Linked DNA regions of Homo sapiens: region 1 is linked to region 2. The links are chromatin contacts, found by Hi-C or POLR2A ChIA-PET in ENCODE. All regions are on one chromosome and are shown on one strand. The core of a region is the stretch at or near the end of the contact, and the rest is flanking DNA. Distances in the headings are between cores, read along the strand shown.

What was found. Hi-C counts contacts between places; a loop is a spot of excess contacts on that map. ChIA-PET counts read pairs that join two places held with the same protein, here RNA polymerase II (POLR2A). Pooled maps may share reads with other maps.
Region 1: a map of gastrocnemius medialis shows a loop between it and region 2 (2.5-fold over the local background). The contact joins two enhancer-like sites. A Hi-C loop is called at or near these places in 6 of 168 maps with a recorded cell type or tissue (CD4-positive, alpha-beta T cell, GM11168, PC-3 and 3 more), 5 of 37 single-sample maps with no recorded cell type and 11 of 50 pooled maps. POLR2A ChIA-PET finds 5 or more read pairs at or near these places in 1 of 52 experiments (activated T-cell).

The regions. Positions count from the first base shown.
Region 1 is chr9:21,092,092-21,099,404 of GRCh38, reverse strand. No RefSeq gene overlaps it. Among named protein-coding and RNA genes, the nearest start is that of IFNB1, 18 kb to the right of the region's middle. RefSeq lists enhancers at 2,621-2,915, 2,813-3,082. Within about 2 kb of position 2,909, at least 10 of the 41 ENCODE cell types and tissues checked have a DNase peak (open chromatin) inside an H3K27ac peak, as active enhancers do.
Region 2 is chr9:20,352,702-20,359,558 of GRCh38, reverse strand. MLLT3 (MLLT3 super elongation complex subunit) reads left to right here. Exons shown (of 11, transcript NM_004529.4): 9 at 4,680-4,751; 10 at 5,963-6,034. All of the region lies in intron 3 of LOC124902129 (a long non-coding RNA gene), which reads right to left. Among named protein-coding and RNA genes, the nearest start is that of MIR4473, 55 kb to the left of the region's middle. Within about 2 kb of position 3,043, at least 11 of the 41 ENCODE cell types and tissues checked have a DNase peak (open chromatin) inside an H3K27ac peak, as active enhancers do.

The sequences.
Region 1 (7,313 bases), core at 1,660-4,159, 740 kb before region 2:
TAAGCAGATGCAAAGTTAAGTAACTGCCCTAAGGAGTGTTACTTTAGAGAACTAAAAAAGATTTCTTGAGTTTATTTATATTTATAAAAAATACATGAATGTATTGTCATGATTAAAAATTAGAATAATTCATACAAGTGAAAAGTCATATTGACCTGTTACCATCCCAATTTCACATAGTTAATACTTTAATGAGTATCCTTTTAGTCATTTCCTCATTTATTTAATAAATTTATACATATAGAAATATTCAGTGGATATTAAGTGTGTTTGTATTTCATAAATATCATGTTTCTTTTTTTACTTAATAATAGATCTTAGAGATTTTTTCTATTAGTAAATAAAAATCTACTGAATTGTTTTTAATTGCTTTATTATACATTTATACATAAATTCAATGCATTCCCAAACAACACGTCAACAAGATTTTTAATTGGAATTTGACAAGCTGACTACAAAATGTATCAAAAAATAATACATCAGAAAATCTGAGAAAGGAATAAATTTACAGAGGGACTTGCCTTGTAAAATATAAAATGATCTTGTAAGACTGCAGAAAGCGGGATTATTGCAAGAATAGAGAAATCGGTCAAGAAAACAGAATCAAAGTTAAGAAGAAGAAAATTGAATTTATTGTTTCTTTGCATACAGTAAAAGTGGCTTTTCAAACCAATGGGAAAAGCCCATGTTGGGACAGTCAACTAGTCATTTGGGGGAAAAAAAGCCTAATCCTTGTGTTACATTCTCACAGATTCTCCTTGCTGCTATAGGCCTAGTTCTACAATAACGAATGTGGAGGCACTACACACCTGCTCGAATGATCAAAGTTCAGAACGCTAATGGTACCAAATGCTGGCGACATGTGCAGCAATGGGAACTCTCTATCATCCTTGTAGGAATACTGCCCTACAGATTTCCAATTATGTGGACTGAGCAAATGTCTTCATTATTTTAGACTCAATTAGCTAAGTTGTCTGTTACTTATAGTAGAAGGCACTCTTAATAGATGCAATAACATTTATCAGAGTTAAACTGGTTCTAGCCTTGGTAGGCTAAGGTATTGCTTTTTAATTAATGTGGGAGTTTATTGGTACCTTGTGAGATCAGTATATTTTTTCCCTTTGTCACATACTAATAATTACATGAACAGATTATCGTATGCTACCATTGTATTCTTGGTTACATTCTAGTTTTTTATTTACAGCACATCTTTGGGTTTCACTTCCTAATATTTAACATGGTACTTTTATCTTCATGTTTATAAAAGTGTCCTATAATTTGTTGGCTGATCTTATTATCTGCGTTGTATGATTTTATTCTCATAAAATGAATTGGTTAGTTTTCCATTTGCTTCTATTTCCTGTTAAAACGGGAACTAAGTATGTTTTACTGAATAGACTTATGACATAATTTGCCACTTTGCTGTCTCTTCAAGGGCCTTAATGAGGAACTATATTAAAATTTAAAGACTTTTGATTATGGATTTGCATTTCTTTTGGATGCCAAGAGAGTCAGAGAAGGGGCAAGAAGACTCACATGTGTTGGGGCTACATTTATCTAAAATAATATTTAATGTTCTTTTCAACATAAATTGTATTCTCTTTTGAATTTTATTTTCCCTTTGTTCACATTGCCCATCAATGTGCTCATGAGATAGGTGGAGCTCAAATTCTTGTCAAGAGAATTCATTAAATGAACCCTCAGCAAACATTGCCAAGACAACTCCTTGATATCTGACAGTCACAAACTCATTGAAGCATATATTGCAGCATTATATTTATTCAATAAACAATACTTAACTTTTTACCATTGGCTACTGTGCTAATGACTGGGGAGACAAAGTTCAGATTTAAAACACGAATCTTCTGGAAAAGAGAGGATAAAACAAAACATCGATTACCGAACAGAATGATGAGTGTTCCGCAAGTGCTGAATTTGCAAAGAGCCATAGGCTCAGAACAGGGCGTAAAATGGAGAGACATCCACAAGTAACTAGCATTTTAGAACTGATGGAAGGATGCAAATGACATTGAAAATTTTGGAAAAGGGGAGAAAGGACAGAGATGTGCAAGTCATTTGAAAGCAAGAGCTAAAGCAAAGAGTTGGCAGAATTGCACATTTTCTAAAAATAAGAAATAAGTGAAAAATGAGAGCTAGGAATAAGACCAAGTTTTCTTCCCTCCAGGGGTCCAGAGTGAGAGATGGGAAAGGCCAACCAGGCCTTGAATGTTCCTACTAGAACTCAAGGAGCAAAATGCTATTTTGGGATGTCATAACGGGGAAAGGAAACAGACCTCTCGTTGCCCAGTTCCCTTATCTGTAAAATTAAGATAACCACAGTCCTACCTCATAAAACTGTGGTGAGGATTAATTGTTTAATTTATATAACATGCTCAGAATGATGCCTGGCACTTAAATAAGGCTGCTTACATGTGAGCTCTCCTATTTGAAACTGATTAGAGGATTATTCCCTAATGTTCTAGGTCTGCAGGAAGGTGAGGTAATTTCAAAAGAACTAGCCAGGAACTTTTTAATGCCAGCTCAACTACTCACAAGGGAGAGGCAGAAAGAGCCATTCACTTGGTGACTGAGCCAATCATTTCGCAGCAAATATCCCAGGATGTAGACAGAAGCACTGCTACCTGGCACACACACCAGCTGTCTACAATGGCACACTTTACCTCTTGGTTCTCTCTACCTTTCGAGGAGCTAAATGTTTTCACTAAAATAACAGAGGCATCTTCCAGGCAGCCAGAAGAATCTTCTGCTTTGTGAAGATAAGCAGCACTTGCCTCAGGCAAGCACCAGGGCAAAGGGGAATACCCGCTCCATTCTTCAATTCCAATTCGACAATTCACATTTAGTTTCCTTTTCACTTGTTGCATCACCCTCATTGTTATTTTTGCACCACCTGGTTCATCGTACAGCCCCTGATGATGAAATAAAAATGTAATTGGTTGTAAGTTTTAATGATGTACAGGGTTTTGGTTTCACTTTGTAGAAGCACCAGAAACTGCTTCCAAGATAGGAAGCACCCACAGAAAAACCAAAAATAGACATGTCCACGTGTTTGTGAAGGGAATGGAGCTGGTGCTTATTCAGCAGCTGCTGTAAGTGTGTTGTCTGTGTATTCTCTTCTTAACCCTAGGCCTGGCTGCATTTACCCCTGAGTATGGTTGTGAGGATTAAATAACATACAGCTCAGAGAAATGCCTGGTATCCAAAGGGAAAAGTAAACCCAGGCTGGAGGGTGACTGAAGACTGTATTGGATAGGGCCAATGTGGAGCTTCTAGCAGAGGGAGTCCAGGTAGCACCTGGTAAGAAATGTTGGGTGGGCAGCTGTAGGGGCCAGGGGAAAATTAGCCCTTTGACCTCTGAAGCTTCACTGAAAAATCATCTGACAAAAGGCAGATTAATAGGCAAAAAGCCATACAAATTAATTGTATAGTAGTTTCATGTGACATGGGAGCCTTCAGAATGAAAGCCCAAAGATACCATTTTTATGCTTAGGTTAATGAAGAATTGGACAGCTATGTAGAAAAATGACTGGACAAAAAGGGCATGATCTAATGCTAATAGACTGAGTGAGGAAGCCTAGCAAGGCCTGTCTGTCTAGATTCTTCTGGGTTTGTTTGTGCAACATTCCTTACTCTGGGAATGGGGCAGGGCCCTCTCTGAATGGAGTTATATTCTACCATCAGATAAGGCAGGTCACATAATTTCCTTATGGTCAGCTTTTACACAGAAAGGCAAGGAGGAGGTTGAAGTAATATGTTTAGGTTTTATGGCTGGCTTTGGGGAAGGGAATTCTGGTTTCTATGGCCTGCCTTGGGAAGAGGGATTCTAGAGAGATTCTAGAGAATAAGGGGCCACAGAGAGAAGGGCAGGAGAAAGTCAGAGAAAGTTTTGCTTCTGAGGCTGCTTCTGTGGCCGTCATTTTGGGGGATTGTTTCCTGAGCCTCAGCACAGCCCTTGTGCGTCCCTGGGCCATCAATCCATTGATGAGACCATTCCAACTGTGGCTGGCGGTGAAGACTGTAGGACCCTCTGGTTGTGTTTGCATAAGGCAGAAGTTGTCATTAGTGTGGGAAAAAAAAGTAGTGCCTTTTCTCACCTATTGCTAGGTTCATGGTTAATACCCCTATAATAAAAGAAGATTAACAAGAGAAAACCATAACTAATTTTTTAAACTAATTTTCATGGGAGACAAGAGGCTTTAGAAATGAAGATCCAAAGACCCAGAGAAACTGTCTATTTTTATGCTTAGGTTTAATGAAAAATGGACAGTCATGTAAAAGCATATTGGACACAAAGGGGATATGAAGTATTGTTAATAAACTGAGGGGGGACTTAGGAAGGCCTGCTGTTCAGATTATTCTTGGTGTCCCTGTGTCTTTATTCCTTTCCTCCAGAAGCAGGGAAGGACACCTGTCACATGGGGGTCTTACGACATACTTTCAGGGGAGATAGGACAGATAATTATCTTATGACCAGCTTTCACAAAGAAAGGTGAGACAAAGTCAGTGAATGACCTTCTTGATTCTGCAGTTTTCTCAATGTCCAAGGTGCCGTTATTTTAATATCATGTCAGGAATCCCGACATTAACAAGACAGGCAGAGCCCCCGTGAAGTGGCCTAGTCTCTCCTGGATTCTTAGGTGACAGAACGGAAACTAACGAATGGATCTAGTCAAAGGCCTTTGACTATGACAAGACATCCAGGATGTGGGAAAGGGAAAAGGAACAGAGAAATGTCTGAAACCAGTGGCACATAGATCTCAGCGGCATGCTCTGCCTCTTCACACGAGGTCGGAGGTCTGAAGGTGGATTCCCTACCCAACTAGCTGTTGGCTTGCGGTTATAAAGCCCAGCATGGAAAGAAGCAGCTTCAGGAACTGAATGAGGGTGAGAGGGAAACAGCAGGTTGAAGAGAGAAAAACAATTCTTCTTTTTCCTTCCCCTGAACTTAGGCTTTTCCTTTGTAATTCCCAAGTTTCACAGGAACTTTCTTGGTCACTGAGCAAAATTTTCCAATGTAATTAAGACTTTGGTGAGATTACCCTTCATTTTATTATTGTGGAGGGTACTGTTTTTGAACGAAGCTCTTCTGCCTTTTGCGTCCTCATTACCTCCCTTCCCCATGCTTTTCCAATGGACTTTTCTCCAAATGCAATCTGAAGCTACACCACAGTCACTACCCATGGTCAGGAAAATTCCACATTTGTTTTCCTGTGATTTAGAGAAGACAACCAATAAAACTAGAGATTAATACTATTATATGCCAAATTAACCACCTAAATAGGCTCTTGTAAATCTTATCAACATCAGCAGTTCTCAACTGTTTCGGTTTCAGAAGCCATCGACACTTAAAAATTGTGGACACATCCAAAAAGATTGTGCTCATGTGTTTCTATTTATTGATATTTGTCATATTAGTATTATAATTCAGGAAGTTTTAAATGTTCACTTAAAATAACAGAAAGACACATATACCTGAAATGTAATGAAAATTGGTCCCATTAAAAATTAGAACAGGTAATGAAAAAATAACTTTCTCTTCAAAATATAACAATAATAAAGCATAAAATACATTGGAATAAACTCAGAAACAATGCACAATACATATATCAAGCCAACAGCATAACTTTTTTGAAAGACATTTTTAGAATAGCCCAATAATATTCTAATATTCACTATTTCTATTTATGGAATGCTCAATATATATTATTAAATATCCTATAAAAATATAAATATTATTTACCAAGTACTTAATATTCATTAATACATTAATTAATAATAAATATTCATTAAATAAATGACTGTGTATTTATCAGGTGAAAGAAATAACTGCCTTGTCCTGGCCTTTATAGCATCCTGTTGCAGTCTGATTTCCCACCTTAATGATGCTTACCACCCACCATGTGCTTAAATGTCCCCTGCTCACTTACAAAAATAAAAAATGAGAGAAGTTGATTAATCTTCATTGGTGATCAAGGTTAAAAAAAAATCACTCTCAATTTAGAAATAACTATGTAGTAATATAATAGTTTTCATTGGTTTTTTGATCCTCTTAATTGAATTAAAAATTCAATTATAGCCACTTCTACATGTAAGGAGCTTGGAAATGGCCACTCTGGCCTAACAAGCTGAACAGACGTAAAATCCAAAAACTCTGTTTGGATCCATGAGAAGTGAGGACACAGAGACAATTACTACCTCCAAGATTGGAGAAACGGGCAGGCAAATCTGGAGAGTTATAGCTTAAACCAGAACAGAGATTCACCAGTGGAAACCACTAAGGGAACCAGGAAAACCTGGACTATAATTGATGAATTGGTGAAGGCTCAGTGTGGACAACTGAGAATTAAAAACTCAAGAGGACTTAGTTATAGGAGGGTCCTCATACTTTTTGCATTTTATGTCTAGGTGATTTAGCTGGTTCTCACAGGAAATATCAGAGAAAAATTCTCTAGTGCTTCCAGCAATAAAGGTGAGAATATTTGGATGCACTCCATTCCTCTTAACAAGGTCTGCAGTCAGAAAAAGCTAGTTGACTAGAATCTAATCTCCTGGAGTTTTATTAGAGCCTATTTTCAACTGACTTGAAGGAAGAAAAATACCCAACTCCAGCCAGTTCTAGCCATCCTGCTCCACCTAAAGGGGGAGGGAGGACACAGAAACACTTTCGAAGTTCACAGTCCAGAGGCACAGGCTCACTAAAAACAGAGACCTACTGGTAGGACTAGAGAACACCTCCCCTTCCTAATACCTTACTGTCACATTTTTAAAGGCCTATTTGCAGTAGTAAAATAACAAAGCATACTAAAATACAAAAAGACAGAATTTGAAGAGACAGAGCAAGCATCAGAACCAGACATGGCAGTGATGTTGGTATTATCAGACTGGGAATTTTAAACTATGATTAAGTGCTCTGACAGATAAAGTAGACAGCATGCAAGAACAGATGGGCAATGCAACCAGAGAGATGGAAAGCCTATGAAAGAACCAAGGCTGGGTGCGGTGGCTCATGCCTGTAATTCCCAGCACTTTGGGAGGCCAAGGTGGGCGGATCACAACGTCAGGAGATCGAGACCATCCCGGCCAACATGGTGAAATCCCTTCTCTACCAAAATACAAAAAATTAGCTGGGTGTGGTGGCGCATGCCTGTAGTGCCAGCTAGTTGGGAGGCTGAGCCAGGAGAATCACTTGAACCCTGGAGGTGGAGATTGCAGTGAGTCAAGATCGTGCCACTGCACACCAGCCTGGTGACAGAGGAAGAGTCTGTCTCAAAAAAAAAAAAAAAAAGAAAGAA
Region 2 (6,857 bases), core at 1,794-4,293:
TAGGAATGATACCAGTACTCTTTGTTGTACCAGTTACAGTTCAACTGCAATTTCTTTGTGTCCTACATTAAAATCAAAGTCCAGCCTCATTATCTCTTATAGATGGGGTATTCAGCAAGTTATTTACTTCTTTTTCCATATCCTGGCTCTTCCCCATCTTCAGGGCCAGCTGTGCTCATGGCCCAGCCGTCTTTTACCTCTGGTGTGGATGCCTGCCACCACAAGTCAGGCATTTCAGAGGAAAGTAAAAAGAGGAAAGACATATGCATCATGGCCAATCAGCTGAGAACACTGGACTGGTTAACTAGAAAATTTGGGATCCTTTTGTAAATTTGTGCTTCAGTGAGAACTAGCATTAGAATAGAATTTGAACCTTGGTGAGATTTTTTTTTTTTTTTTTTTTTTTTTTTTTTGAGATGGAGTTTTGCTCTTGTTGCCCAGGCTGGAGTGCAATGGCGCGATCTTGGCTCACTGCAACCTCCGCCTCCTGGGTTCAAGCGATTCTCCTGCCTCAGCCCCGCGAGTAGCTGGGACTACAGGTGCATGCCACCACGCCCAGCTAATTTTTGTATTTTTAGTAGAGACGGGGTTTCACCATGTTGGCCAGGATGGTCTCGATCTCTTGACCTCATCATGCGCCTCACAAAGTGCTGGGATTACAGGCATGAGCCACCGCTCCCAGCCGATGATATTTTTAAATCCAACCTAGGCATATTTCAGCTTGATTTCTGTATCCAGTGGGTGGTATATGAGAGCTACAATACGTCATGGGCACAGCAGTGGCAGGGCCAGGAGTGTAGGGCATTAGGCTCTGCTTTTGTGCCCCTCACTCATCTCCTTCAGTATCTCTCCCAATCATAGTGAAAAGTGGGCTTGCTAGGGAATGCAACTCCAGCAAGCACCTTTCATGCCCTTCAAACCTTATGGCTTCACTTAAGCCCTTCCTGAATGGGCAGTCTTGAACAGACCTTGGCTTTAGGGAAAGGTTTAGACTCTTTGTCAGACTGTTTTTTACCTGTCTAGCAAAACAAAACCAAAAACGAATAGTATCGTCTATCTGGAGAGGGTAAAAGTTACCTTATCTGATTAAGTAGCATACTCCTGGTTCCTTGGCGTGTTTATTTGGCAAGTGTTGCTTCACACATGTGAATCATCAGTCTGCCAATAATACTGTATTATGTGTCACTTTCTCCATGCACTTGTAAGCATGGTAAGAAAGTCCGTATGCTTCCACTTTTAGCTAGTCTGGGTTAGGAAATATATATACCACAGGAGGGCTTACCTTCTTAGAGCTATGTCTTGGAGCCGAGAGGACAAGTAAAGGTTTCTTAAACCTTGTTTAGTATTGGTTTCCTAGCCCCTCAAATCACTTGCACTGGGGTCAGGTGTGATGCTATCCCTTTAAGTCAAGCTTCTGGGACTTAAAAAAAATTACTAGTATATCTTAATTCTCTATGTTGATGGTATAAGAGAGTAAAAATTTCTTAAAAATCTAAAAGTCAACTAAATTTCACTCTGGAATGACTTTTTAGTCGTATTTGAATGTGTGTGTGTGTGTGTGTGTGTGTGTGTGTGTGCGCAGGAGGGAGGGAGAAAAGTAGGGGGAGAGAGACAGGGATAGAGAAAGAGTATGAATCTGAATTTTCACGATTAATAAAGAGTTGAGAACATACTTGGAAGGACTAACTCCGAAATGGGAACACTCTTGAGTTTCCTCCTTCCATACTCCTTGCCTGTTCTCTCTCTATGAATTGATAATGATCTCTGAGTTTGATAAAGCACCAGGCAAAGCTGAAATGTCCATTGCCTTTTCTCAAATCTTCCAGGGACTAGAGAAGAGGGGAAGTACTAATGGAGTCAAATATTTTCATACTGAATAAAAGTGAACATAGAGTCACACGTCAACCAAGCAAGTAATTAACCTGAGTACTGTTGGGAGCTACTGTCATTAGTATGAAAGATCTATCAGTAGAGAATCCATCTGTGAATAACTGAGTTGTCATTCTTCATAAAGTGATACAGAAAAATATAATCTTGAACGTTTGTCAAGACATTTTCTCAGATTAAAGACAAAAGTGCTACTAAACCACAATTCTTCTATTTTCAGAGACTGCTGTATCTATAAATGGAGTAGCTAGGCAGTCTAGGTAGCTCTGCTTCTCTCAGTACAATTTAATAGGTAATAATAAAGAGTGTTGCGTCATTTCAACCAGAGATGGTTTTTTCACTCCAAACCTCCCTTATGTGAATTTCAAACAAAAACAAAATACCACATCTTTTTTAGCCAGAAGCTTGGCAGGGAGGGAGGGGAGAAAGGACTTGAAGGAAGGAAGTGATCCATTGGACCCGGGTTAATATTCAGAATATCATAAATCACCTATCAGCCTGCAAGGCATGTTGAATGAAATTAAAAAGAGTCTATCCAGTTAAACTGGTTTAAAATAAGCCTGTGGAAGACAAGGTGTTGTACTTTTTTATTCTGGAGTTGTTTCCCTAAAGATAAGAAATGATCATAAATAAAACAATTGTCTTCAGCAGGGCTCAGCTCTCTCAGAATGAGGTTTTGACAAAGCTGTTTATTTTGGAGCAGGGAGAGATCAAAGAAGGAAGATTAACTGAGCCCTCTCTGGGCAGCCACTCAGTAACTTGAGGCGGGTCACTGACACCCGGAGCTTTTGTTCCTGCCACTGCAACTTCAGAAGAAAGAAACTAGGATTTCAATGTATTTTGGCCTTCTGTGCTGTAGCACTTACGGAATGTGTGGGGTGGGACTTCAGCGTCCAAATGTTCTATTTTCTGCTTTGAAGAAAAGGTGGCAGAACTCTCTAAACCTAGTTAGCAAAGTTCTATTGCAAATACAGCGTCCTCAAGTCACTTCAACACCCAGAGTACAGGAGTTGGAGGAGGGGATCGTGGGAGGCAGCGGGATATGATGGGAACAAAATTCAGTTCTGTAATGCACAAGTCAAGCAGGCAGGCACTTTTTTTTTCTTTTTTTCTTGCCTGAAATCTCAGCGGATTGTCTCTGCATGCCCAGCCCAGTATCTGAGTTGGCGAGGAGTGCCATCTACTGACCTACTTGCTCCTAGGTCTCAGCGCTGATTTTTCCCTTGAGATCTCACTTTCAACAACAATGGAGGAGGAAATTCTGAATGTAGTGGAGTATTTGGTTTCCTTTACAGTGGAGCATGTTAAAAACGATTGCCTTGCCTCTGTTAATACGTAATTTCCTTGTGTTGCCAAAAGTATTGTATTTTAAGTTAGCCTGGTCAAATTAGTCATTTGGTTATCTTCATATTAAAAATGATGAAAAAAAGCATGATTGTCAGGAAAGACTGTTAAAAGGACACTTTTTACTCGTGCATTATTCTCAATTAAAATAAAAATATGCCCCTTCAGGAGTATTCGGTCTTTTCCAGGATGTCATGTTCCTATCCTCATCCAGTAAAATGTTTATTAGTAATAAAAAATGTTAAAGCTGAATGGGAATCTGGGTCTTATCTTGTTCATCTCTCCCATTTCATCCTTTGCGGTCCAAAAATATTAAATAATAAGGCTGGGACTTGAACTTGGGCTTCTGAGCCTAATCAGTGCTCTTGCCACTACAGATTAAAAGTGGACTCATTCTTAAAATCTTTATGTTACGGAATGTGGTAAACTTGTGGACAGAAGTGTTACTAAGTTAGGGCACAGAATGGGTAAAGAGAACAGTAGGAATATAAAACCTCTTAAGATAAATTAGGTCCTTTATTTGGCATTTTCCTCCTTTAATATTAGTCTCCAGTTATAACAACTCACTTCATAATGAGTTATAATGAAAAAGACAAATTACTTTGCTTTTTGTGTTTATACACATGTGTAAGCACTCATCATTTATAAATTTAGTGGTTTCAAGCTTTTTCAAGTGAGGACCATTTAAAAATACTTCCCTTTTAATCCTCAGTTTTGAAGATGCTGTCAAAGAAATCAGCTGCATTTATTAAATAATAATTTGCTTCTCCTTTTTATTAAGTAGAAACATAGCTTCCCACCAAAGCTTCTATACAGTATGTAAAGCTATTCATAACTTAAGTTGTAATCAGTCCAGATAAAAGGAAAAGCACTTGGCGTTTTACCAAGGGTAAACACATCATTTCTTAAAACACAGAAGATAGTCGGCCATCTTCATTTCCAAAGCTGTATCAGTTTTGTGCATATGAGTAATTTTAGAATGTGAAAGTTAGGTACTAAAAAGGGCATTTGAGTATTTGTTTTTATCATCCCTAGCATACTGAACACTAGTAGTCATGCTGAAACAGCAGAATGAATAGGAAAAAAATTCTTGCCAGAGGGAACTATAATCTCTGTATAACTCAGCTGCTATACATATGGTGAGAGTGTTGTCGCAAAAGAGAAGCAGCCTTGGAAGCTTAGATCAATTTCCTTATCATCAACTGTGTTGTTTTTTTTTTTTTTTTTTTTTTAGTTCTACTTTTCTGACTCAGCATTTCAGATCTAAGTAATTCATTTTCCAAGGAAAATAAGATTAGAGAGAAGAAGGAAAATGTATAGAAAAGAAATGCTATTTGGAAAGCAAATGTTACTGTACATTTCATTCAGTGGATGCCTTTGTTTAGGTGGCTGGTTAGCTAAGAGATGCTTGAAATAAAATTTAACACAGCGTTCTCTTTGATCCCTAGATTCTTGAAGTGAAAAGTCCAATAAAGCAAAGCAAATCAGATAAGCAAATAAAGAATGGTGAATGTGACAAGGTAGGTTTCTAGTCTGTTACTAGGAGGGCTCCAACACTGACAAGCCTTCCGTTTCTTTGTGTTGCCCTTGATCATCCTTGCTGGTTCTCCTTTCATTTTCTTCATCAAAGTGTCCAAGATGCCCAAATGATGAGTATTTCATCCCAGTGCTTTGTAGTTTGTTTTCCATGTGTTGTTTATATCTTCAGTATTAAGCTTGGCCTTATGCTGTCATTTGCCATGATGCCTACGTTGCCAAGGGATTTCAGGCACATTGAATTGGGAATTAAGAGAATTGTGGTAGAGATAGAATATTAAGGAATCTCAGATGTAGATGAGCAAGACATCTGATGCTAGTGCAGTGTGCTTTCCCAGAGTGTGCGTCATGCTTCTGAAACCTGACTACAACACCTGGTGGGGTTAAGTTGCCTGGTTTGGGCAGAGCCCTAACCTTGCTCTGTAGGGCCAGGGCAGACCTCTGTAATGTTTCACAAATCTTTCATTTGCCTTTATCGCAAATGGTGCTGGGGGCACCCATGCAGTTACACTAACAAAGACTCGTGAGTCTGAGCATATGGAAAGAGAGGTACCCCCTCTCCCCTTTCAGGGGAGCTCTTCACAAATCAGATGATAATTAGATAGTGATCCCTGTTTTTCGTAATACATTCTTCTGTTCTTCTGTCACTTGCTGGCATTGCTTACTAGCAATGTTTGGTATGACCAGGAAGCCTTTTTAAAACAAAAACAAAACAAACAGGAAAAACCCCACAAAATTCCCCTGACTTAATTGGTAATGTACATTCTTGTTTCCATGTTCAAACTTAGAATTTTTTTCTCTTAGAAACCTTCTGAGATTCAAGAATGAAAAAAAAATGAAAGTAGCCTTTGTTAATATGTTTAAACTCACAATTTAGCATTTAATTTCCCTACCTTTTGTAGAGATATTGTTGGAGGAAAGTGAGTCTACTGACTTGAATCTTCATAAGAGCAATTAAGTCCAAGAATTCACTCCAACTCCCTTTTTGAAGTTGGTGTGATAAAGGTAATGACTGGTCCAAGACAGGCTTGTTCTGCAGAGGCCTTTGGGCACTGAGTGCACACAGCCTGGGCTAGAGTGGTGTAATGAGAAACCTCCAGCTGCTGCTGCCTGTGTGTTCTTACTTACATATTCATTTATTTTTGAACTACTACTTAAAGTGCTTGTCCTTTTCGGGGACATTCTTCTCTTTCAGGCATACCTAGATGAACTGGTAGAGCTTCACAGAAGGTTAATGACATTGAGAGAAAGACACATTCTGCAGCAGGTGAGAAATGCTTTTTAGCACAACCCTTTCCAGAAACTTCAAGACTTGGTTTGTCCTGCAGTAGTGTGATAGCACCTGGAGGCCACTGCAGCCCCACGCTATCAGAACCTGGCGAATGCCACCTGTAGATGTATTTGGGAAAGGTTCTCATTTCTGAGGCCACCTAGAAGTCTGCTCTGGAGCTCTATGGCAACTGTTCTCCCTCCTCTAGTGCAGTGGATGGTGAGAACTGGGCAATTTGGGAAGTGATACTGGATTGTAGTGATCCCTCAGATGGCTGGTGTAATGTGGGCTCAGGGAGGGGACAGTAGAAATGCAAAAAGCTTTGGGGCCAGGCTTCTGGTTTCATGGGAAAACAGTGATAAGAATTTGAGTCAAGTGTTGTAAACATTTGTGATTCAATTTAGTAACCTTTGCCAATGATATTCTAAGGAAAATAAATATTTTCTTCATTTCCCTTATCTTGTATGACATACATTCTATTATTATGAACTCAACTGTGGAATACTTGTAGTGGAATACTTGTAGAGTGGGGAAACTTCTATTAGTATAATTTGATGTTTTGAGAAGATAAGAAGGGTGGTTTTTCATTTTCATTCAGTTAATGATGTATGCCTCTGTTGCACTACCAGCAGCTATTGGTAATTTTTTTTAACACCCAAAGAGAAGAATGTGTGTTCTAAATTCCAGGGCAGACATGTAGATTGTTTCGCTGTTTGAATTTTTTTCTTCTTTTTTTTTTTACTACTTTCAAATGACTTGACGTTAGTACTTAATCTACCCCAGCTGTGTGTGGGTTTTTTTTTTTTTTTTTAACATTTAA